3 separate regions of the Homo sapiens genome follow, and regions 2 and 3 are each linked to region 1. The links are chromatin loops, found by intact Hi-C in ENCODE. Cell type or tissue: GM12878. All regions are shown on one strand.

Region 1 (8,000 bases):
ACTGCCCTGCCTTGGGTGTAGGCAAACCCATGCTGACCGCCTTTCTTGCAATGCTATCACCAGAGAGTCAAGATTCCAGTGACACATTTAGACAAAGTCACCTCTAATATTTTTTTTTTCCAATCTTGGATGTACCTATAGCAGTGTTGCTCATGGCTCTGCAGATATGGGTCTTCACGAAGACAAATTAATTATCTACCTCACTGCAGCAGACTGAGGTTCAGGAGTCTCAGGCTTCAGGTCTCAACTCTGAGGAGCCATATATGTGATATCAGAAATGTCAACCTCTGTCAAAAAATAAGGATGTGATCATCAAGATCTCATCCAGTAACCTCAAAATTACATAGCTCTAAGATACTCATTGTTTCCTTGTCTGCATTTCATCAGTCTCATTACCTCCTTTCAGTTAAACCTACTTTCATTTATTTCTACTACAAATGAGTGGTAATTAATGTACAATTTATATACACTTACAAAGAGTATACATCTTACTGTTATTTAAAACCTATTCGCTTTAACAAGTTTCCCTTTGGAAATATGAAAAATGTCTATGGAAAGAAATATTATAAAATAATTCCTCGTGTTAGCAACAATTTAATGTGCTTCGGATGTGATTTCTGTCCTAAAAATGATGCATCTATAAAGATTTATCGTATATTTCAAAATAGCAAGAAGACCTAAAATGTTCTTGACACAAGGAAATGATACATGTTTGAGGTGGTTGATTTCTCTGACTTGATAATTACACATTGTATGTACCAAGATATCACATGTACACCATAAATATGTATAATTACTATGTATCTATAACAAATAATAATTTAAAAATCCATAAAAAGATGCTTCTTACACTGGATAAATTAGAATGCAAATTATATATTTTCTAAGTTGTAAAGTAATAAATAACCAAGCAGTCAGGCACATTAGATTATAATAATAATGGGTCCTGATATCATTTTCATTTATCTCAATAATCACTAGATATACAGAAGGTAGATATAATCCCCATTTTATAGATGAGAAAATGAAAAAAGACACCTAGGAAGTCATTGATGAAACATGCTCCCAGGACCAAAGCCCTTGAATCTTCCTGCCATGTATTTTATTAATGCAGTCAGTTTCTCTCTAAATCGCACCTGATTCAGTGAACCTGGACATCTCCTGCCCTGCAAAGAGTGAAAGACTTAACTATGACTAATTTTCTTTCAATTGGGTTTCTTCCAAGCATAAGAATCACAATCAATAAGTTAAATTTTGTAAACATATTTATTCTGTCAGAATACCTAGCTCAGCACTAAACCAAATATAATAAATCACTTAAAAGTTTATATGTAATGCCATGTGGTTTTTTCAAAGCATGCAGTAATATTTTGCCTATTTTTATGCTCAATTTTTATTCTAGAATTTGAAACACAACAATACTAACATACTTCTACCATATTACTAGATCACTACCAGAAGCCAAATCCACCTCTAGTGGATTATTAACATAGCCTTTAAGGAAAAATGTGCCATAGTTTTCAATCTTAAGACAAAGATTACCTTTTTAAAGCCCCCCAAAGTTAGTATGAGACTTACATATATTATTAACATTTAATTTATTTCGTTCTTTCCTTTTTTATCAGTCAATATATCGATAGCAGATCCTAGGAAATTCTGGTATCATGAAAGTAGTTCTCACTGGGAAAATTCTGGAAAGATTATGGACTATTTATTGAAAGAAAAGGAAGGAAGGAAGGAGGGAGGGAAAGAACAAAGGGAGGAAGGAAGGGAGATGGCAGAAAGAGGGGGGAGAGAGAAAGAGAGAGAGAGAAACTGTTTTCCATGAACAGCTTTGGGAATCAAGGGCTGGCATTAATTTTTTATTACCATTTTATTATTATATTCAATTATTTTGTCAAAATAAAACAAGTACAATACCTCCAGCAAGTCTTGTGCTCCTATAGAAATTAGGAACTTTTTATGGCCTCTGCTGAGAAGAGGTTTGCAGGATTACTTGATGCTTACTTAGTTTTGGCAAAGGGCACCTAGGGAGACATAACAAAAATGGACCTGACATAATCCTGAAATCTCCCTCAGCAATAAACAAGCTGTCTCTTTGCCTCTCAACACTTCTGCTAGCTTCTACTGCAGAAAATTTCTGGAAGTTGGACCGGTTTCAAGGGCACTAAAGCAGGCATGCTGCCTTGAGTCAGAGGGTACCTACTGTGGCTCCCTAAAGAGGGTTCAGGTTAAGCATCTATGAGTCATGAGAGGGCAAGCCTGCTAACCCCAGCTGCCACCTTGAAAGCACACTGTAATAGTGAGTCCTCACATGTGACAGAGGATTTCAGATTTCCTTAGCCCGTGATCCAGGATTGTTGACTTCAGTTGTTTAGTGGAAAATGTTGGTCTCTGAAGCCACAGACATGGGCTGCATTCCCGTGAGAGCCTTTCAGCTTCACATTGCTACCCTGATGCAGCCAGCTGCAGTATAACACGAAACTTTTCTCACAAAGTTTGGGAGGCACATCACCAATGTGTTGATCAGCAAATATTTATTAAACTAATCCTCTTGGAGACCAAGCCAACAGTTAAGAGCACGGGCAGTCCTGAACATAATCAAACCTACTCGATTATAGATTGGAGAAAGCCCAGAATCCAAGCCCCAAGACTGTCCCTTAATCACTATGTGAGGATAGGAAAGCGCTCAGAGCACCAGTTCCCTCATTTGTAAAATGGGGCTTACAGTCCCACCCTGGAAACATGTCTTAAGGATCACATGAAGAAGCACAGGGGAAGTGCTTGGAACAGCAGCTGCCATTTGGAAGGTGGTAACTTTGAAGTTGATATCTACCAGGAAAGTGATCACAAGGGCAGAACTCTGACTTTTCCCATTTTCCTAAGATCTATTTCTAAATTCAGTAGCATTGGCTCTCTCAGTCTAACGGCAGTCAGTCCACTGTCTCGGTGGTGGTGTTTTTTGAATCATTAATCAGAATGAATAGTCTATGGTACAGATAATACATGCTGCTGAGTTTCAGAGGACGGAGGTGTTTTCTTCAGATGCATGTTGAGGAAAAGATTCACACAGTAAAAGGTACATTCCATCTGAAAAAAACGTAGTGGGGAGGGGCGCAAAGAGCTGCTCAGTCCAACCAGAATGTATGTGTCTACCATAGAATTACAGTAATTTAACCCTGGAAAGAGGTTTAAAGGATTCTATCATTTTGTAAATGAAAAGACTGATACCTAGAGGAGGGAGTTACTAGTCTAAGGTCACAGAGCAGTTATATAACAAACACGAGACTCTATTCCAGGCCTCCAGTATCGCGGGCTCATTCTGCAGCACTGCTTCTCATTCCTTGACTTCACAGGACATAACAGCTTGACCTGCATCCTTCCTCAGTCCCTGGCATTGTTCCAACAAAGCTGATCTGAGAAATGCTAGCACAAAGGAAACCATTCCGGTGCAGTAGAAAAGGTTCTATCCCTTCTCCTACCCACAGTGTAAAATCGAGCAAGCCACTTCCACTATCTGGACTGCTAATGATGTCTTTCAGAAGCTAGTGTTTACCAAGAGCTTACATAAAGCCAGGAGCTGCTCTGGTTGAGTTATCTCTTATCGTCCACTGCCCCATAACAGCACTTTATAGAGAGGTTCATTCTCAGACTGTAACATCAGAATCAACAATCTAAGAATGTAAAGTCCCTCATCCCTGGATTTGCTGAATCAGAATTTCTGTTTGCCTAATAATACAAATTTCGGCAAATTTCCAAAACGACTCGATGCTCACAAAACTTTAAATCTTGCTGGTTCACTAGGTGATATATTCTCAGTTTTACTGATGTGCTCTAATTTTACTAACGTGAAAAAGTTGAGGCCCAGAGAAAAGTAACGTATTCATTCACACAGCTAGTTAGTGGCAAACCTGGGATTTGAATCCAGGTATTTTTTGTTTTGTTTTGAGAGTTTTCAATATTTGACCCAGAATCTAGCTGAGATTTTATTCTTTGGCAAAGCATCAGATTATCAGCTGGGGTTGACCTTCCTTCTTACCTTTCTAAATTTATAATTTTCTTAATTTCCCAACTCAACTTGCAGCTTATGTTTTATAAAGTTAGCAACTTTCACTGTCTGCCGTCATCTTCAGATCTCAGAGCTAAGGGTAATTTGGTGTTAGAATGAAAGAGAGAGATATTTGACAAGGCTGTGTCAAATTAACAAGAATTCTAACAAGGGAGTTGAGGAGTGAGAGCGGATGGTGCATTTGACGAATACTCACTGGGGTAATTCACTGTGTAATTGGCCAAATGCACAGAAGCCATCAGACTGCAGCTGCACAAGGCATCCCTGGGTGAGGTGAATTCATAGTTCCCTCTACATCTTAGACTCCCCTGAGGGTTTAGTCAGTACCTTGGTTGAGATTGATTTAGCATTCTGAAAGGGGAGCACACACACACACACACACACACACAAAACATTACTGATTAACTCTTCTACCCTTTACCAAATAGATGAAGACCATTTAGCAGACTTGGAGAGGTAACCAAGGTTCTTGGAAAATTCTTCCCTGTAACACCTGTTTTATAAATCCTATAGTCATTGACTTTTATAACTTTAAGGGATCTAAGATATTATCTAGCCCCGTGCTTCTTCATCTTTAACATGCATAAAAATGACCTAGGGATCTTATGAAAATGCAGATTCTTATTCAGTAGGTCTAGGGTAAGGCTTGAGATTCTGCATTTTTAAAAAACTTCCCAGAGATGCCAAAGCAGCTGATCTGTGGACTAAATTAAATAGCAAAGATCCATCCTAGGAAATGTAAATGAGTTATACCTGAAGTACCAACTCAGAATATCTCTTGGTTGCTGCCTTGAGAACTACACTGAGGATTCTGTAGTTGAGTCTGAGACCAGCTGGTCAATTAGCAGTGCCTAACACAGGTTTAAGAACAGGAAACCTACCTGAAGATACTCTTTCACTTTTACGTACAGAAATTGAAACCCAGAAATTTCAGTGACTTGCTCAGGGTCACATAACCAAGTTAGTGGTAGAACTAGGACTAAATAAAGCTGGAATATAAATCTAGATTTCTCTATCTGAGTTGCACATTTGAATCACAGATTGCGTGTGAAGCTGTTTTAAAATATCTTTCTTCAGTTCTATTATTGGCAGCCATAGAATCCAATTTGAATTCAAGAAGCCAGGGTTACTCAGCCTAGCTAAGTCTCTGAAAAGCTCTGCAACTTTGTGGAAAAATATTTCTCAGGACCTTTAGTTTTATTATCCATGAGATGAGGAAGTCCATGCCTGGTATGTCAAATATATTCTAATGGTGTAGATGGCAAGGAGATCAAAGATATGAAAGCAGTTAGACAAAACCTAGGGGACTTACATGAGGGCATTTTTGTTAAAATTGCTTTAGGATAACGGCCAGGCGTGGTGGCTCATACCTGTAATCCCAGCACTTTGGGAGGCCGAGGCGGGCAGATCACGAGGTGAGGAGATCGAGACCATCTTGGCTAACACGGTGAAACCCCGTCTCTACTAAAAATACAAAAAATTAGCCGGGCGTGGTGGTGGACGCCTGTAATCCCAGCTACTGGAGGCTGAGGCAGGAGAACGGCGTGAACTTGGGAGGTGGAGCTTGCAGTGAGCCGAGATTGCGCCACTGCACTCCAGCCTGGGCGACAGAGCGAGACTCCATCTCAAAAAAAAAAAAAAAATGCTGTAGCATAACTTTAAACTTTCTTTGAAGTTTTTTATTTTTTGAAAAAGATATTAAAAAATCTGTGTGTGTGTGTGTGTGTGTGCGCGCGTGCGCGTGCGTGTGCATGTGTGTGTACACGAAAGAAACCATGCCATCGTCCTAGGTTGAATTTTAACTGAAATGATTGCAATTTTGAGTTTGTGATAATGAGGCTTTTCTGATTTTCCACTCATCTTTAATGTATCTGGCCTATGAAAAATCATGCATAGGCATGGGAAGAAAGAGAGAGAGAGAAACAAGCAAGCCAGCCAGAAATCTTGGTAATGATTTCTTGTTCTGAGATAAGGTGGCTTCCAGTAGCAACAAGGCTTCATGTTTCTCCATTCATATCTAAGAGAGATGGAGATTTATTTTTATACAAAGGCTTCAAGAAAACTTTCCTTTCATTTCTCTATTTTTTAACTTCTATTTTAAGTTCAGGGGTACACGTGCAGGTTTGTTTCATAGGTAAGCTTGTGTCATGGGGGTTTGTTGTACAGATTATTTGATCACTCAGGTATTAAGCCTAGTACCCATTAGTTTTTTCCTGATCCTCTCCCTTCTCCCACCCTCCATCCTCTAGAAGGCCCTAGTGTGTGTTGTTCCCCTCAATGTGACCATGTGTTCTCATTATTTAGCTACCACTTATAAATGAGAACATGTAGCATTTGATTTTCTGTTCTTGCATTAGTTTGCTAAGGATAATGGCCTCCAGCTCCATCCATGTCCCTGCAAAGGATGTAACGTTTTTCTTTTTTATAGCTGCATAGTATTCCAGAGTATATATGTACCACTTTTTTAAAAAATTTAGGGCCAGGCGCGGTGGCTCAAGCCTGTAATCCCAGCACTTTGGGAGGCCGAGATGGGCAGATCACGAGGTCAGGAGATCGAGACCATCCTGGCTAACACGGTGAAACCCCGTCTCTACTAAAAATACAAAAAAATTAGTTGGGCATAGTGGCGGGCGCCTGTAGTCCTAGCTACTCAGGAGGCTGAGGCAGGAGAATGGCATGAACCTGGGAGGCGGAGCTTGCAGTGAGCCGAGATCACGCCACTGCACTCCAGCCTGAGCAACAGAGCGAGACTCCATCTCAAAAAAAAAAAAAAAATTTAGTCTATCACTGATGGGCATTTAGGTTGATTTCATGTCTTTGCTATTGTGAATAGTGCTACAATTAACATGCATGTGCATGTGTCTTTATAATATAAAAAATTACACTCATTTGGGTATATACCCAGTAATAGGATTGCTGGGTCAAGTGATATTTCTGTCTTTAGGTCTCTGGGAAATCGCCACACTGTCTCCCACAATGGTTGAACTAATTTACACTCCTTTCAACAGTGTATAAGCATCCCTTTTTCTCCACAACTTCATCAGCATTTGTTGTTTTTTGACTTTTTAATAATAACCATTCTGACTGGTGTGAGATGGTATCTCATTGTGGTTTTGATTTGCATTTCTCCAATAATCAGTGATGTAAAGCTTTTTTTCATATGATTATTGGCCATATGTGTGTCTTCTTTTGAAAAGTGTCTGTTCGTGTACTTTGTCCACTTTTTGATAGAGTTGTTTATTTTTGTCTTGTAAATTTGCTTAAGTTTCTTATAGATGCTGGATATTAAACCCTTGCCAGATGCATTGTTTGCAAAAATGTTCTCTCATTCTGTAAGTTGTTTACTCTGTTGATAGTTTTGTTTGCCGTGCAGGAGCTCTTTAGTTTAATCACACCTCATTTGTCAATCTTTCTGTTGTTGTTACTGCTTTTGGTGTCTTCATCATGAAGTCTTTGACTGTGTCTATGTCCTGAATTGTATTGCCTAGGTTGTTTTCTGGGTTTTTATCATTTTAGGTTTTACATTTAAGTCTTTAATCTGTCTTGAGTTAATTTTTGTACATAGTGTAAGGAAGGTGTTCAGTTTCAATCATCTGCATATGGCTAGCCAGTTATCCTAGCAACATTTATTGAATAGGATTCCTTTCCCCATTGCTTGTTTTTGTCAGGTTTGTAGAAGATCAGATAGTTGTAGATGTGTGGTCTTATTTCTGGGTCCTCTATTCTGCTCCATTGGTATATGTGTCTGTTCTTGTACCAGTACCATGCTGTTTTGATTACTGTAGCCCTACAGCATAATTTGAAGTCGGGTAGAGTGATGCCTCCAGCTTTGTCCTTTTTGCTTATGATTGCCTTGGCTATTTGGGCTCCTTTTTGGTACTTTAGGAATTTGGTTCTATATGGATAGTTTTTTCTAGTTCTGAGAAGAATA
Region 2 (8,000 bases), 50 kb after region 1:
CTTTTTATAAGTCTACCCAAAATATCTGTTTCTTCTGGAGTCAGTTTTGATAGGTTGAGTTTTTCTAGAAATCTTTCCACTTTATCTAGATTATGTACTCTGTTGGCATACAACTATTCATTACATTATCTTAGGATACATTTTATTTTGTAAGCATGATAGTAATGTTTCCTCTTTTATTTCAGAATTTAGTAATTTGAGTCTTAAGGCAACCTTAAATTAAGTCTTACATTCACCAGCACCTGGCTCTTCTCTTTGTCTCCCAAGCTATAGAAGTCTTAGCACTGAGGGCCAGGCACAGTGGCTGACACCTGTAATCCCAGCACTTTGGGAGGCTGAGGCGGGTGGATCACGAGGTCAGGAGATCGAGACCATCCTGTGGACACAGTGAAACCCCATCTCTACTAAAAATACAAAAAAAGAAAAATTAGCAGGGCATGGTGGTGGGTGCCTGTAGTCCCAGCTACTGGGGAGGCTGAGGCAGGAGAATGGCATGAACCCAGGAGGTGGAGCTTGCAGTGAGCCGAGATTGCACCACTGAACTCCAGCCTGGGCGACAGAGCGAGACTCCGTCTCAAAAAAAAAAAAAAAAAAAAAAAAAAAAAAAGTCTTAGTACTGAGAGTAAACAAAGATGATTCTGCCTCAAAACATCCCTGTCGACAATGACATCCTGCCAGTCACTTCTCCACAGAGTGGAAAGAATTGCTTTTCAAAGTGTGGTCCCCAAACCTGAAGTACTGGAATCACCTGGGAACAGAATTTGGGGCCGTTTCCCAGATCTGTTGAATCATAATCTGCATTTTGTCCAGATTCCAAAGTAATTTATGGGCGCATTAAAATTCAAGAATTACTAATTTAAAGGAAATGGTATTTATTGAACCACACCTTTCCCTGTCACTTTATTTCACCTAGACTACAACATAGATACACAACTTATGGGATAAGAAAATCTCAGAATGCCATTACCGCAACTTTCTTAACTGTAATTGTCTTTTGCAGTTCATCATCCCACTTTTACTGCCTCATGCAGCTGGTAACCCAACTTCTCTCCTTAGGAGGTTTTCCTTTTGGCTATTGCTTCTGTCTTCTGAAGCATAACAACTGCTTCAGGCATAAGCAGGATGTTCATGATGGTCTTATCTGTTTCTTCGATATGGTAGGAAGTTTGTATTAACATGGGTGAATGTAATTCCCACTATTACAGATCAGATTTCTCAACACTCAGCCTTAGTCCGGCTGGTTCCCTTTACTCGTCACCTGTCATGAAGACAAATATTGATTTTTTCCATTAATAACATAGTTCAATTCTATATCAAATAAATGTGTTTTTTTCATCTTTTACATTCTTATTAGCTGCTCCCCCTAGAAATGATAGTATTGCCCAATCACATCTCTCCTCAGTTTTGGTACTGAGAAGCTGTTGGCTCTTTATCACCCCCAACTGAGAATTGTCTGATTCTGAATGAGAAATGACAGCAGCCATCAACATTCCTTCTATTTTTGTCTTAGGAGCAATGGCTCCATCTTCAATACCTCTGTTTCAATGTGTTCTCTTGATTCAGTCTTTTCTCTTATACATAGTGGATTTGTCATTCTTATCTCTTCATACTTATTAAAGAAAATGACCAGTTACACCCATAATCATTAAAAGTGGCCACACTATTATGTAAAATAAATAATTTCTTTGGGCCATGGTTTCTGTGGTGAAGAGCGTGGGCTCTGTTTTGAGAGAGTTTCTCTCATTTTGAGTTTGATTGTCAAGGAAGAGGTTTGCTTTAATCAAGTATTCATTTTGAGAATTTGTAAGCTGGCTTCATTATTTTGTTCCCCCAAATTAATATCTTGACTAGCTTTATATAAGTAAAATAAAATGCAAAGAATTATTTTGCTCAATTTTCTATTTTCTAAAAGAGGAATTTGTAAGACTTGTCCTTCAAAAACAAGCTTAAAATCCCAAACAAAATAAATATAAGTACCAAAGTCTTGAAACTTTGTAAAAGGGCTCTTCAATTAATCTCCTTATTATCTCATCCTTTCTCCATTCTCATTGACTTATCAACTTGCTGTCAATTATCTCAAAGCTCCTTTGGTTACAAGTAACAGAAACCTGTTCCTACTACCTCACATATGAATACTTTAGTATTTATTGTTTTAGTTAAGATTTCAGAATTATCTCCCAGAAACCAAAGGCAGGAGATGCTTTACAATGAATCAGCAGAGGGAAAGCCATCAGCCAGCACGGCGACCACTCTTACTCTCTCTTTCTATGGAAACTTGTAAACTCACTTCTTTACTTTTTGTTGTATACGTCTGACTCATTCTTTTCTCTTTCACTCGAAAGAAGCTTTTAAATTCTTTGAAAAATGAATTCCAAACTCTGAGAAGAGAATGTAATGAGTCCAGATTGCTCAGCTTTTTCTCCTGGCCCAGATAAAGTTATTCAGAGAGGCACTTCCAGCAACTGACAGAGAGAATGGGGTTGAATTTTTGCCCAAAAGGTGGCTATTATGACACACTATGGCTGTTTCTCACCTTACCTTTCTTTTTCAAAAGTGTCCCACACTTTTCTTCTCTAAGCAATTCAAAAACTAATTCCATCAGTCTCAACTTTTTCAAGCATAAAAAGAATCAGTGCTTCAGCCAAGGAAAGTGGGGAGATGGGAAAGAGCCTGTGGCAGTGTTTTGGGGCAATCCAAAAGCCTGCAGATTCTGATGAGGCTTGCACACAGGACAATTGAATAAGGTCTGTTATCCCTTGGAATTATTGATGGACAGAAAACCAGTTCTGTTTGCTTCTGTAGCCCAGCAGTTCACACATTAAAGTCACTGCTATTAGTCTCTCTCAGAGCAGTGTCCAAATAATGTAATAACATTTCACAGTTATTAGCCTTTTCTAAGTTATTGCACTTTGCTCATTCCTGGCAAGAAGCCCATGTCCTGGAGCAGAACTCAACTTTTAAACACTGGAGTGATTGTCCTGTTTTAAATAATGCATTTGCCAAGGGATGCAAAGAAACTTTATGATCCTTAAAGAATCATTCACTTATCTATTTTAAATATTTAGAGTTTAACACTCTTGGCTGATTAAATCAAACCCAGGACAATGATTTCTCTACAGGTGTCCAAAGAAATAGTAAAACTGCATTTCTGCCTTTTCAATTCACTGTCTATGGGGTTCCAGTAACCCTAAAGGAATATTTTCAGCATCAGAGAAGGTTATAGCTATGAAAGTTACCTGGTAGGGTATATTTGTAAAGCACAGAGAGTGCATGTGCTGTACAGTAAAAGGATAATGTGTATTATCCTAAATGTCTTATCGTGGCCTGTAATGACATTAGGTCTCTTCTCAGTGACATAATTATATCCAAGTATGCCTGACTAATATTGGGAAAAGTGACTTATCTTTTCTTACTCTTTATTTCTGGTATATCAAAGGATCATTTTAATGTAGAAAGATACTACATGTAAAACATTTTGGGTTTATTGTAAGACATATAATGTGCCCACCTAGAGAAGAGATGATAACACCCTCTTCCAATGCCCTCTTCCTCAGCCCCACTTCTCTCTTGTAACAAATGTCCTATTGTAGCCTAGAAAAGATGAACTTAATCTCAGCCCCAGAACCTCTCTCTCTGGTTGAAGACAGAGGCATATACCTGAACTAGCCTGAGCCTTTCACATGCTCTCCTTTAGGAATTTAGAATTGAAACACAGAATCTGATGCAAGGCTGACAAAATGAAGGATCATGTAGACTACAGGGGTTTCCATTGTCGCAAGAAATGGCCATATGCACGTAGGTAAATGGGCAGGGAAGCTGATCTTAAAAAGAAAAAGATTAAACCAATGTCTACAAGATACCAATGTCAAAAGAAAAAAGGAAGTGGAAAGAAATTGCTTGAGTTCTTGGCAGTTGTCCTTATGAAGTATGGGGCTCTACTTATCAAGTTTTACAAAATATCCAGGACTCTTAGAATACACCTCATTTTAGTAACTTACCATAAGTCAGTTTCTATTTCTTGCTATTATTAGATTGAGAATTTCCTATTTCTTCATCTTGATTAAAACAAATGGATAGTAACTGAAGATTCATTAGAACAGAAGAAGAACAAGAATATACTCGTGGCCAAATCAGGGCACCGTCATTCAAAATAACTACTCACAGAACTGGCAATCATTGCCAAAGGGCTTTCACAGCCACTGTAAAATTTGACTGCCATACCATTCTATAGAAGCAAAACTCATTTTATAGATAAGAATAAGGAGGCATGGAAAGGTTAAACAACCTCTAAAACCACATAAGTCATATGTGACAGAAACAGAAATATACTGGAGCCTTCGGACTTCCACACTCCTGCACCTTCCACAGCATATTCTGTAAGGTGAAGAAGATAAGCCCTGTGACCAAACCCCAGTTTCATAAAAGAAGTTCCTGGTTTATTATTAATTAGAATTGTTAACTGAGTCCTCCAACAATGCCCTAATTGTTCCCAGCTTCACCAGTCACTACCATATATGAATCTGTATTTCAGTCTTCATTTGTAAAATGCATGCAGAGTGGAGGTAGAGGTTAGAGATGATGAATGAAAAGAACCCAGCACAGTGTCTGGCATCCAGCAAAGTTGTACCCGATACACTTCCATTACAATATAATACTGCACTTTCTAGGCAAACAAAGCCACAGAGAGATCGATTCAATAGTATCCTCCTCCTACTCTGCTTCCCTTAACTTTCACGGGTTACAGATTGACCGGCAGAACAGTACAGTGGTTAAGGCCTTCGGAAAGGGCAGCCTCTCTGCCTACTGAGTGGGCTTTGTGGGTTTTATACCTCCAATCTCCAGAATTGATTGTCTTACCTTTAGGATTTTATCTTCTATGTTTCTGCTCACAGCTCCTCCTTTATTGAGTCTTGGCTTAGTAAACAACAGAAATTCTTTGTTTTTGCATTTGCTTGTTACACATGGCCTGACTTTGGTGCCATTTTGTGTGTCCCAGATAAATTTCCATCCAAAAGGACAAAGTGGGGACTCCACTCCTCACCCACACAAACCTTTCACTACCTTTTCACCAACTCTATTCTTTAATAAAGTCACTTTTACAAACATATTTTTATTTCTACTAAATTATTACATTTATTTATTTATTTATTTATTTATTTATTTATTTATTTATTTATGTTGAGACAGGTTATCACTCCACCGCCCAGCCTGGAAAGCAGTGGTGCAATCACTGCTCACTGCAACCTTGACCTCCTGGGCTCAAGCAATCTTCCCATCTCAATCTTCTAAGCAGGGAGACTGCAGGTGCATGCCACCACACACAGCTAATTTTTTTCTGATTTTTAGTTGAGACAAGGTCTCAATATGTCGACCAGGCTGATCTCAAACTCTTAGGCTCAAGCCATCTTCACTCCTCAGCCTCCTATTACCTTTCTCATGGCACCTTCTACTCTTTATTTTATTTTGTGGTGTTATATTCTGATCACCTTCAAGCCTACCTAAACCACATAGTTATTGCAAGTATTTTGTCTTACATTTTTGGATATTTTCCTCTTTCTATCCCCTAAATATTATACAAACAAAGTTCACATTAGGAAAGCATTCCAAACTTGCTCATTATTTACAGTTCAGTTTTCTCTCCCTCTTTGTAAATTGCTTTGCCATTTTTATTCTGTTTCCCCAGCAATAACTCCTCCCAATTTGTCAAACACCTTCCTCTTACTTCTTATCTTTCTCATTGTAAAACATTTGAAACCCTTTGTGTAAGAGACAACAGATAAAAATAAGTTGAATGGCATCTACATGAATGGCACAGTGACATTTAGCTCATGGTACATATGTGGGAAAGCTGAAGTGCTAGCCTCTTCAGATCTCTCTATTTTTTCCTCAAATCCTTATGAAGAAACTAATGAATGTCAAGAAAGGGTAATTGAAGTGCTTATCTAAAATATACTAATAATTTCTTATTATGGATGAATAATTCTCTCCCAAAAAGAAAGGGACAAAGATGTGGTATTACACTATTTTTCAGGAAAATAAATCTGAGACTCCCAAGTTTTGTTCTGAAAGGGATAGAAAGATCTCTTCAGTCCTGGTCTGAATGCTGCCCACTATCACTGCCATAGATTTGGAAAAAGCTTCTCACAGGCTGAGTCTGGACCAGGAAGGAATGCCAGTGACATTGACCTTGAGCCCAACCTAAGAAATGGATCTTAGAATGAAGCCTTAAGTAGAGAAATTAAATGCCAAGTTTTATTAAGTACTTTCTGTGATTTCATAGAGTCTTAAACTTGATGTTAAGAGTCACATTTCTCTTGTTTTGGGAAAAATATGCCACTGAAAACATCTCAGTTTTGCAAAGTCAAGCTGAGTGCCTATACTGGAATGAAGGGGTACAGATATGGGGAGCTGAACGTCTTGTCTTCATCAGTGGCAGAGTATGACTCCACACGGATTACTTTGATTTTTAATTTTGATTCCTGTGTCCACAGGGAAGCCTTGGCAGGGGCAAGGGTCAGAAGAGGGCAGTACATACATATCTGCAAAAGTGTGGTAGGTCAGGGCAGAGGAGAAAGAAGGGACGATAGTCCTCGGGATCCCCCAAGAATAGCTGAAATCATGGTCCCTGGGGACAGTGGTATTTGATAGCCAGTTCTAGAGGTGGAAGTGTACTATTTCTGCATTTAAATTTCTATATGTTACACTTAAGCCTTTAGTTCAGCTTGGTTAAGCACCATCACCTGGTGTCAGCCATGGTTGGTGGGGGGGATGACGTACGTTTGGTTCACGTGTGGGGTGAAGTAGGCTGGAAGGGTGTCCATAGGAGGAAAAGATAATCAGAGGAATAGTAAAGAGAGTAAGAGAAAGCAAGAAGCAACTAGAATGAATCTTCACAATATGTTGCCATTCCCAGAGGATTTCCACAATGACTTGCAAGGGTAAAGGAGAGAAACTGACAGATTTCCTGCAGCTGTGGAGGATGGGAACTCAGATTGTGTTCGTCGACTTAAAAAATGACACAGTGTTGGAGAAGTGAGGACATTCAAATTGTACACACAAAATCTTTTGTTTGTAAGGCAGTGGGTTCCTTTCTCCGATCTTTACTCTTAGAGATTTGACATTTGGAGATATATTGCTCTTCTGATAACCCTTAATATCTGCTTTACTGTCTCACAGTCTCAACTCCAAGCAGAATTTTTATCTGTTTCTGTGTTTCTATAATACATGTTTGGATTCAAAATACAGTCACATCCCTCAGGGACAAATTCAAAGGAGAAAAGGGGAAGGGGGACGGGGGGAGAAAATAAAGAAAACTAAAGTCAGAGAGAGAAGACCACGGGGAGTTGGAGAAAAGTGTGGTACGTTGAACTACTGCTTAGGTTAAGCTATGCATCACTGATTTTCTTAGCATCTTCTGGAGTTAAGCTATTGCTGACATCTAATCTAACCCATTGCCACCACCTGCCACAGGACAGTGATGTGATCCTGAGAGATAACCTTTATATTAGGCAGCATCATTATCCAGAAACCAGAGGGGACTGATTTAAAATGTCACTCCCAAAAAAAGAGCCACTGTCAGGCAAAGTAGGACAGTCACAAACAGGCACAGGGAAGCATGCCTTCTCTTTACACATCTAAGCATACTCACCAATTTACATACAGGAAATGGTCTAGATCTTTCCATCTCTAATAGTTTTAGCTAATATTTACTAAGCACTTACTAAGTGCCCAGTCTTGAGAACTTACCTACATCATCTCATCCTCCACTGATGACCACTGAGGGAAGTCAGTACTATTATTATCCACATTTTAAATGAGCAAACAGAGGTCCAAGGAGGTTCAGAAACTTGTTCAAGGTCACAAATCATATGGTAAAGAACAGAGATTTGTACACAGGCTACACTACTGACAGCCATGCCTTCACACTATGTCCTCTCATGCTTTCTTTTCCTACCTGTGATTTTTCTCATACTTTGCTGCCCCTCTTACTCTCCCAGCAT
Region 3 (8,000 bases), 61 kb before region 1:
CATACAAATATGTATTACATAAATATTTTACACAAATTAAACATATATAAAATATTTATAAGTTGATCTGCAAATGTAGACACTGTGTGTTTTTTATAGGAAATTAGATTCACGTACCAAATTACTGGTTTATAAATTTAATAAAGGGCTATTTTTAAGGGGAAAAATAAATGTTGAAATCTCTAGGATCCTATGCCACACATAAGTTGGTGAAAACAAGTAATTTAATAATATATTGAACACTTACTCTGGAATATTTTGTAAATTGCTTTCCAGTTTAAAGTAACCCCTGCCATCAAAGAAGTTGCAATCTAAAACAATTCTTAATCATTTCTGTTCAGCAGGCATTAGAAACTTTGTTTTGTTTTCTTTTTATAAAACCTTCAAGTCACTAAATAGAGAAAAAATCTTTTCAGGTAGAATGATTTTTAATTACATTTATTGCTGAGGATACTCTTTTCTCAGTAATACAGGTTTAATCTCTCAGTAACAGCATCATGTGTTATATTTCTCCATCAGTAAACATTCTCTATAAAAATGAAAAGCTTACTTCAAAGACTTATGACTAATTCCTGAAGATAAGGGATGATGATTACCTTTAGGGAGGCAGATTCAAGATACAGAGGCCCTGTTCCTTCATTAGGGTTTTACAAAATGCTGCTGGGCTACAAAAGCTGATTCCACATGAGTGTCAGCCTGCAAACACAGTGATTCTACAGACACTCAAAACTCATTAAGTGATGTTTATGCCCATATATATTTTTAAAAGATCATTTACCAAAACTTATTTAAAGCTTGCCAATTATGACTTAAATTTTTTAAATGCTTTATTTCATATACAGAGCAGAAATAGTTAAAATAGTTTTTCTTAATTTAGATAAAGCTTTGAATATTATTACATGGTTATATTAATAACCTGTCCTAGCTGCCCTAGGTTCCATTCCTACTTTTTATTCCTTCTTCTTTGTTTTTTTCTTCTTTTCCTCCCTGCTCATTTTTGATGTTTCTATATAAATTCTTTTTGTTATATATACCCAAGCTACCTTTTCAAACATTTTAAAATGCAGGGTACATATTTATTTTCTCCCTACTTCTATCACATGGCCCATTTGCCTTGCACCTGCAGTGGAATTTACCATAATTACAGCAGTAATTAAAATGCATTGCAGGAATTAGGGTATATGGCAGTTTATATTGTTTTTTATGAACATTCAGTGTATTGGTTAATGTTGGGCTGGGATTATTATGTTTTACTGCAGATAAGATATATTTAGTTATAAATTTATATTCAATTAACCTATTAGCTAATTTCCTACAAAATCCAGCAGCACATAAATATCCTTACATGAACAGCACATGAAACCAAAAGTTTTAGAGTTTCTGCAACCTCACTCCCTCAATATCTCTTGAATATCTTTTTTTATTATCTTTCCTCAACTTAGGAAAAAGGCATTTTTTTCTCGTCTTTTCACATGTGGGCTTCATTTTCCACTTTACCTCTGATGGACCTTGCTATCTATGCATTTGGTCAGGTCTTATAAAGTTCAAATTCCTCTGTATCCTAGAATTCTCTTGACACCATGGTTGATTCTAATTCAAACATTTTCATGTATAGAAAGTCAGCTCCATTGCTCGCATAAACTAAGTTTAATTAGTTATCTGTCCATCAACCCATCACATGTCTTTAAGAGAGGAGTTCCCACTTCCCCTTTTATTTTTCTATTTCTGCTTAAAAGATGGATGAGGCTGTGCCTTTGTGATCCCCAATGCATGATTTCAGATTTTAGATTTGATTATTTCAGTGATGAATGCAGAACCATTTAAATTTTTTTTACTTAATAGATTTTAGACTATGTGGCTAAATCCTGAGGGTATTATGGAATAAATAATTTTTAAAAGGATCAAGATGCACATTTTTATCCAAGGAGATGTTTCATCTTGACTATGGATTAAATAGAATAAGCAACAGAAGGCTAAGGTTAATGACAGAACCTAAAGCAATGATTACATTTTCTAATGATTAGCCAGAGATAGTAGTACTTTTTTATCCTGGTTGGTCAAGAATCATCATCCTAGTCATTATAATAATCATCATCTTCTTCATCATTATTGACATCATAGCTAACACCCATTGAGTATTTTTAAATGCTGGGCTATTTAAAAGCATTATCTCATTTAAACCGTATGATGTTATTGTGTTTCCCCTGTCTTAAGTATGAGAAAATGGAGGTTTACAGAACTGAAGTAATAGTTATTCTAATCCCACAGCTAGAAAGATAGTGCTGGTGCTGAAAACAAAGCCTGTTTGACTCCAAAAGCCTCGTTCTTACTCTTGCTATAATGTTGTTCATTCAGAAGCTATTTAATTATGGGATGAGGTGGATTGTTATTTGTGCAAAGGAAGAATCACAAAGACAAACCACCATAAGGCTCTGGGGAGCAACATCCATGAGAGAAGTAGGAAATGCAGAGACAGTATCACAGTCACATACCATTTCTGAAACAATGAGCCATTCTTCCACTCCCCTGATTACTCCTTGAAGGGAACACCAACCCGCTGTTGCTAGATCTTCTGATTTTTCAAGGGAAACTAGACACCTAAATTTTTATATGAAATTATATTTAAGCGACACTCACTGTTATAAGATTTAGTCCCCTGGCCAATTCTTTGTAACCTGTATCATGAAGATTTAAACTTGCTCTCTTTCCCCTTGGTGCTTTCAAGTCATTCATTTGGTAAATAGTCATTGAATGCTTACTGTGGGCTGTGATGTATGTTAGTGTCTGAGCCCTGGAAGACGACTAGGACTCAGCTCATGCACACAAATAGCTTCCTGAAAAATGAAGTATGTGAAAAGCAAATAATCAGTTTCTAAATATCATTTTGTCTCTCACGCTGAACTATACATGGTTAGCAATAGTAAAACATGCAAAAAATGACTTTTTGTCTAGCAGGAATATTTATTTATTTATCTATTCAGCAAATCTTTATTGGATGTCTACTACGCACCATGAGCCCTGTCCTCAGCAATAAGCTGAATATAAGCAATTAAAAAAATTATTGGGCTTAAGGAGATAATACTGTAATAGAGGAAGCAGATAACAAACTAATAAATATATAATGTGGTGTATAGTTATGTGTACCCATGAAGATCAGTAAGACCATGTAGGGAAACAGAGTAATGAGGAAAAAACTGCTAAGCAATATACAGTGATCATGAAAGGTCAATCCAATAAGGTAGGATTTGAACAGAGAACAGAAGGAAGTTAGGTATTGAGTCATGTGTTTATTGAGTAAACAGCATGCCTAGGAAGAAACTAAATTAAATGCAAAGACTCTACAGTAACCAGTTTGAAGGCTTTTGCTAATTGCCTCCAGATCTGATAGCTTTGACAGGGTGGAGTTTGTAAGAAATGATTGGATCTTAGGTATATTTAGAAGACAGTGCCAATGCAGTATGCTGATGGGTTCAATGAACAGCTTGAGAGAACTGAGGAGTTATGGATGAATAATTGAAAGGATGTTTCATTTACAAGTAGGGACCATTATGTGAGGAACTATTAATAGTCTGTCCTAGGAATCAAGATTTCCATTTTGAGCATGTTAAGTTTGAGGTGATGCTAGATGAAATATCAAGAAGGCACTTGGATTCAATAGGATAGAGCTCAAAAGAGAAGACTGGGGCCAGGCGTGGTGGCTCATGCCTGTAATCCCAGCACTTTGGGAGGCCGAGGCCAACGGATCATCTGAGATCAGGAGTTCGAGACCAGCCTGACCAACATGGAGAAACCCCGTCTCTACTAGAAATACAAAATTAGCAGGGCATGGTGGCACATGCCTGTAATCCTAGCTACTCAGGAAAGCTGAGGCAGGACAATTGCTTTAACCCAGGAGGCAGAGATTGCAGTGAGCCGAGATCGTGCCACTGCACTCCAGCCTGGGCAACACGAGCAAAACTCAGTCTCAACAAAAATAAAATTAATAAAATAAAATAAAATAAAATAAAGAAGACGAGAAGACTGAACTGGAGACAACAACGTGAAGGAGATGGTAAAGAAGGAACTCAAGGGAGTGGCGTAGACTTGAAGCACTGTGGTTTAGAGAATAAAGACTTTGCTGTGCTCTGAAAAGGCTGGAAGTTGCTTACTGATGAGTTGGACCATAAAGGAGGAAAAGCTGTAGAATAAACTCAGAGGCAGCAAAGACCTGGCATGCACAGAGGCTAGAGCTGGGAATATATAATAACTGAGAAAGAATCAAAATACTTTAGTTTCCCATCTTCTTTGTTTAGAACAGTCCTCAATACTTCTGACACTTAGGAATCTATTCCAAAAAAAGGCCTGTTATCAAGAGACAGTGAGAAAAATGTTGCAAAGTGAAAGTAGAAAGGGTTGGTACACAGTGGCTGATAAAATGGGTTTGATCAGTGGAACAATATGTGGGAGGTGGGTTTTTTTTAGATGAGGTTCTCCTCAGATATGAGCCCCAAAAGAGCATGGTTCTGGAACTGATAATACCAGTGCTGTTGGGCATATTATATATTGTTTAGTCTTCTTCTTAATTTTATGAGTGTACTGAATTTGATTCCCTTGAAATACATTGTCTGTTTGAAATGCTTCTGCAAGTCACAGAATCAGTGGGAATGTGTGGGGACAGTAAGACCAGAAAGGCAGAACTTGCATGTCTGTGACTAATATATCTTGTGTATGAGATGAGAAGGGACTTTTGCTTGGGTCTTTTGGTTTTCTTTTAATGACTATTTACCCATGTTGACTGCACTTGGATGCCCAAGGGATGTCTTTATGTAACACACATTTGCATACGGTTAGGAATTTCTAAGTGGAAAAAAAAATAAGCATCAATATATACAATAGCAAGTGTGTTGCTTTGGAATACTTGATACTCATAGCACTTCACTGTGTTGAATTTTTCTATAAATAAATGTCCTATGTTAGTGCTTTCTTCCTAAACATGCTGGGAGCTACTTATTCCCTGAATGGAGACACACTGTTCCCATGATTTTAATGCAGGAGAGCTTAGTGCATGCAGCATAGCAGAGAGGAATGCAGGCTCTGAAGTCACACTGCTCGGTACACAGCCTGACTCTGCCCCTGCTTTCATAACTGGTCCTTTAATTGCTTTATCTGTAAAAAAGGGAATTACAATACCCAGCTGGAATTGATGTGAATTTTAAATGAATGAATGAATTCTGTAGCATGCCTAGAACAGTGTCTGGAACAGAGTAAGCATTGAGTAAATACTAACTGCTTTTATTATTGTTAATATTATCTAAATAATACTGATAGGGGAAGACAGGGACATGAATGCTTCCCTTTGAGGGCAGAACAGTATAAGAAAAGGGGGAGACATACCTCAGTGGATGCTAAGTTATCCTGGGTTTTAGGGAAGATGTAAATGAGTAAGTTTCCCAGACTTACAGCCACATTTTAGAAACAGCCCCAAATAGGAGCTATCATGTCAAACACCTATTGCGATTAGGGAGTTAAGAAAAAAAGTAAGCCTAACCATGTATACAACAAAAGGGGGTGATGGGGACTAGGCATAAGTAAAAGAGCACATTCTTCCTCCTAAAGAGGGCAGGCACCATCAGCTGCAGATGATCCTGGCCATGCAGGGGCATCCTTTTCAGGGATGCAGCCCCAGTGGGTCCACACTTCCTAATTTTTCAAAGAGAAGTTGCAAGTTCAATTATATAAAATGAGGACCTGAAAATTTTGGCAAGTAATTTTTTAAAAAATAAAATACTGTGGGTGGTCCAGAGCAACACATCTGCAGATCTGATTTGGCCTGTTTACCAATTCCAAGTAAAACAAATGAAAAAGGATTTAATCGACTAGGTAATCATAGAATTTATCTCATTATAAAACATTTTTATGGACAGGTGCAGTGACACATGCCTGTAATCCCAACAGTTTGGGAGGTTGAGAGGGGAGGATTACTTGAGCCCAGGAGTTCAAGATCAGTCTGGGCAACATAAGGAGACCCTGTCTCTACAAAAATAAAAATAAAAATAAAAATAGCCACGCATAGTGGTGCACACCTGTGATTCTAGCTACTCAGGAGGTTGAGGAGGGAGGATCGCTAGAGCTTGGGAGGTCGTGGCTGCAGTGAGCTGTGATTGCCCCAATGCACTCCAGCCTGGGCTACAGAGTGAGACCCTGTCTCAAAAACAATAAAAAAAAACCCCAACATTTTTATGAGCCATATAGTTGGCTTTCCCTTGGTTCTAGTATCAGGACTTTACCCCCTCTTTATCCTCAGACTTTTAGCATTAAATTTAAAATTTATCTCCTTTCAATATCTCATAGAAAATGTATTACCTGATCTTGCCCTTGTTCCTGACAACCAGCTCTAGAATAAGGCTCTGTTGCATAGGCTGATTGGGGTGCTATGCTGTATCATCCCATCAGCACTTTCTTTTCATAGAAATTCAAACCAATAAGCTTTTTCATTTCTGGTGCAAAGATGCACTGAAGGCTATTAAAAGAGATTGAATTGTATCTTCTCCTTAGATACATATTTTAGAAATGGCCTAAAATAGACAGATGCATGCATACAGATATACATACATGTAGATTATTATTATAGGACAGTTCTTTATGGCTTAAATATATATTTAAACAATTAGTCATTATTTTTCCTGTCTTTTAACTTTGAGGTCTTTCTAAAAGTATATTTTCAAGAGAGTTTCTGCCCAGATCATGGGTCAGAAACAAAGTATTGTCTTGTAATAACAGCCTTGTAATCCACCCTGTTATATTCTGGAGATTGATTCTTGTCAGAGAGGGGGTTGGAGGCAAGAATATGTCTTAACACTCTCTTAGTGCCCAGTCTGACCAGCTGTCAGAGCTAAGAGGAGGAAGAAGTGAGAAAAAGTGTAGGAATTATTCTAACCTTAGAACTCTTAAATAATACTAACATACTGCTACATGATTTTTTGAAAAACAGGTTAGGAACATTATTTCTTGCTCTCTGGGAAATTTATAGCAAAGTCGTTGCTGACTTTTCCAAAACGTAAAGTCTGGGGTTACTTGTTCACATGGATGGCTCTTTCCACCAACCTATAATTAAGAGGACATTTTTAATGGCCACTTGGGTACTCTTCCATGTTAAATTTTCCGGTGAGTAATAAAGGTGGCCTCTGCCTGTTGACTTCAGGTTTTATTGCCACCTACATGGCAGGAGGATTTCTGAAGTATCTAGACTATTAAATTGTTAAGTTTATTTACAAGCTGCAGAAGATTTCAGTCTCTTGCTGGAAGACACTGAGTACCCAGTCTTGCCAAAAGTCCTAATTGAATGCTGGGAGAGAAGAAGGAGAGAAGATTTTTTGGATGATCCAGAGCCCATAGGAAGTCACAGAGCAGTTTTCTCTAGGTGAAATGACAGATCTACAGAGTTTGGCCACAAAGCCCCTGGCACATTTTAACAAATGGAGGCGGTAGATCTGTTCACTTTTCTCTTCCCACATAGGCCATCCCAAGTCACGTAGTTCTCCTAGAATTATTTTCAACTCTACTTCTGCAGAAGCTAGCCTCTCAAAACTGGAGTTAAATTCAGATTTATCATCACTGTGATGGGTAGACTGAGCTAAGCTTACCTACTGCTTAACAAAAGCACAGGACACCAAATGATACTTGCTTTAACTCACTATAGTCCTCCTTTTTAGCAAGTCTATCTTTGTTTTCCTGTAAGTAATCTAGACTTTTTTGCTATTTCATTTTTGAAAAGGAAATATCTTCTTGACAAGGTCATATCCCAATGCCATGCAACACTGAACTAAGTCTTACCTTGTGTTTTTCTTCTTCATAATTTGGTCTTAAGATTTTTAGCCCTGCTGAAAGTTTCATCATACTGAACTTTAGCCATCACTGAGATGATAACTTAGATCTTACCCAGAGATTCTGGTCATGAGTTGGTCTTCAGCAGGTTGAAAGGAGGAGCCTGGCAAGCAGAGACAATTTAATTTATTTTGAAA

Evidence for each region. Hi-C counts contacts between places; a loop is a spot of excess contacts. Peaks named below come from ENCODE experiments on the same cell type or tissue, not always from the same donor. Only the 100,000 strongest peaks of a DNase experiment are listed, where the experiment ranks them.
Region 2: a loop joins it to region 1, with 2.1 times the contacts of the local background. A loop is called at or near these places in 1 of 110 quality-filtered maps.
Region 3: a loop joins it to region 1, with 4 times the contacts of the local background. A loop is called at or near these places in 1 of 110 quality-filtered maps.

Annotation. Positions count from the first base shown.
Region 1 is chr5:161,308,477-161,316,476 of GRCh38, reverse strand. The region is part of intron 9 of GABRB2 (gamma-aminobutyric acid type A receptor subunit beta2); the gene reads left to right. Among named protein-coding and RNA genes, the nearest start is that of GABRB2, 230 kb to the left of the region's middle. RefSeq lists an enhancer at 4,936-5,165. In GM12878, no CTCF peak of the experiment used is centred here; DNase peaks (open chromatin) are centred at 4,318 and 4,956; H3K27ac peaks cover 2,140 bases.
Region 2 is chr5:161,258,315-161,266,314 of GRCh38, reverse strand. No RefSeq gene overlaps it. Among named protein-coding and RNA genes, the nearest start is that of GABRB2, 280 kb to the left of the region's middle. In GM12878, no CTCF peak of the experiment used is centred here; a DNase peak (open chromatin) is centred at 4,440.
Region 3 is chr5:161,369,927-161,377,926 of GRCh38, reverse strand. The region is part of intron 5 of GABRB2 (gamma-aminobutyric acid type A receptor subunit beta2); the gene reads left to right. Among named protein-coding and RNA genes, the nearest start is that of GABRB2, 170 kb to the left of the region's middle. In GM12878, no CTCF peak of the experiment used is centred here; DNase peaks (open chromatin) are centred at 4,453 and 4,726; H3K27ac peaks cover 631 bases.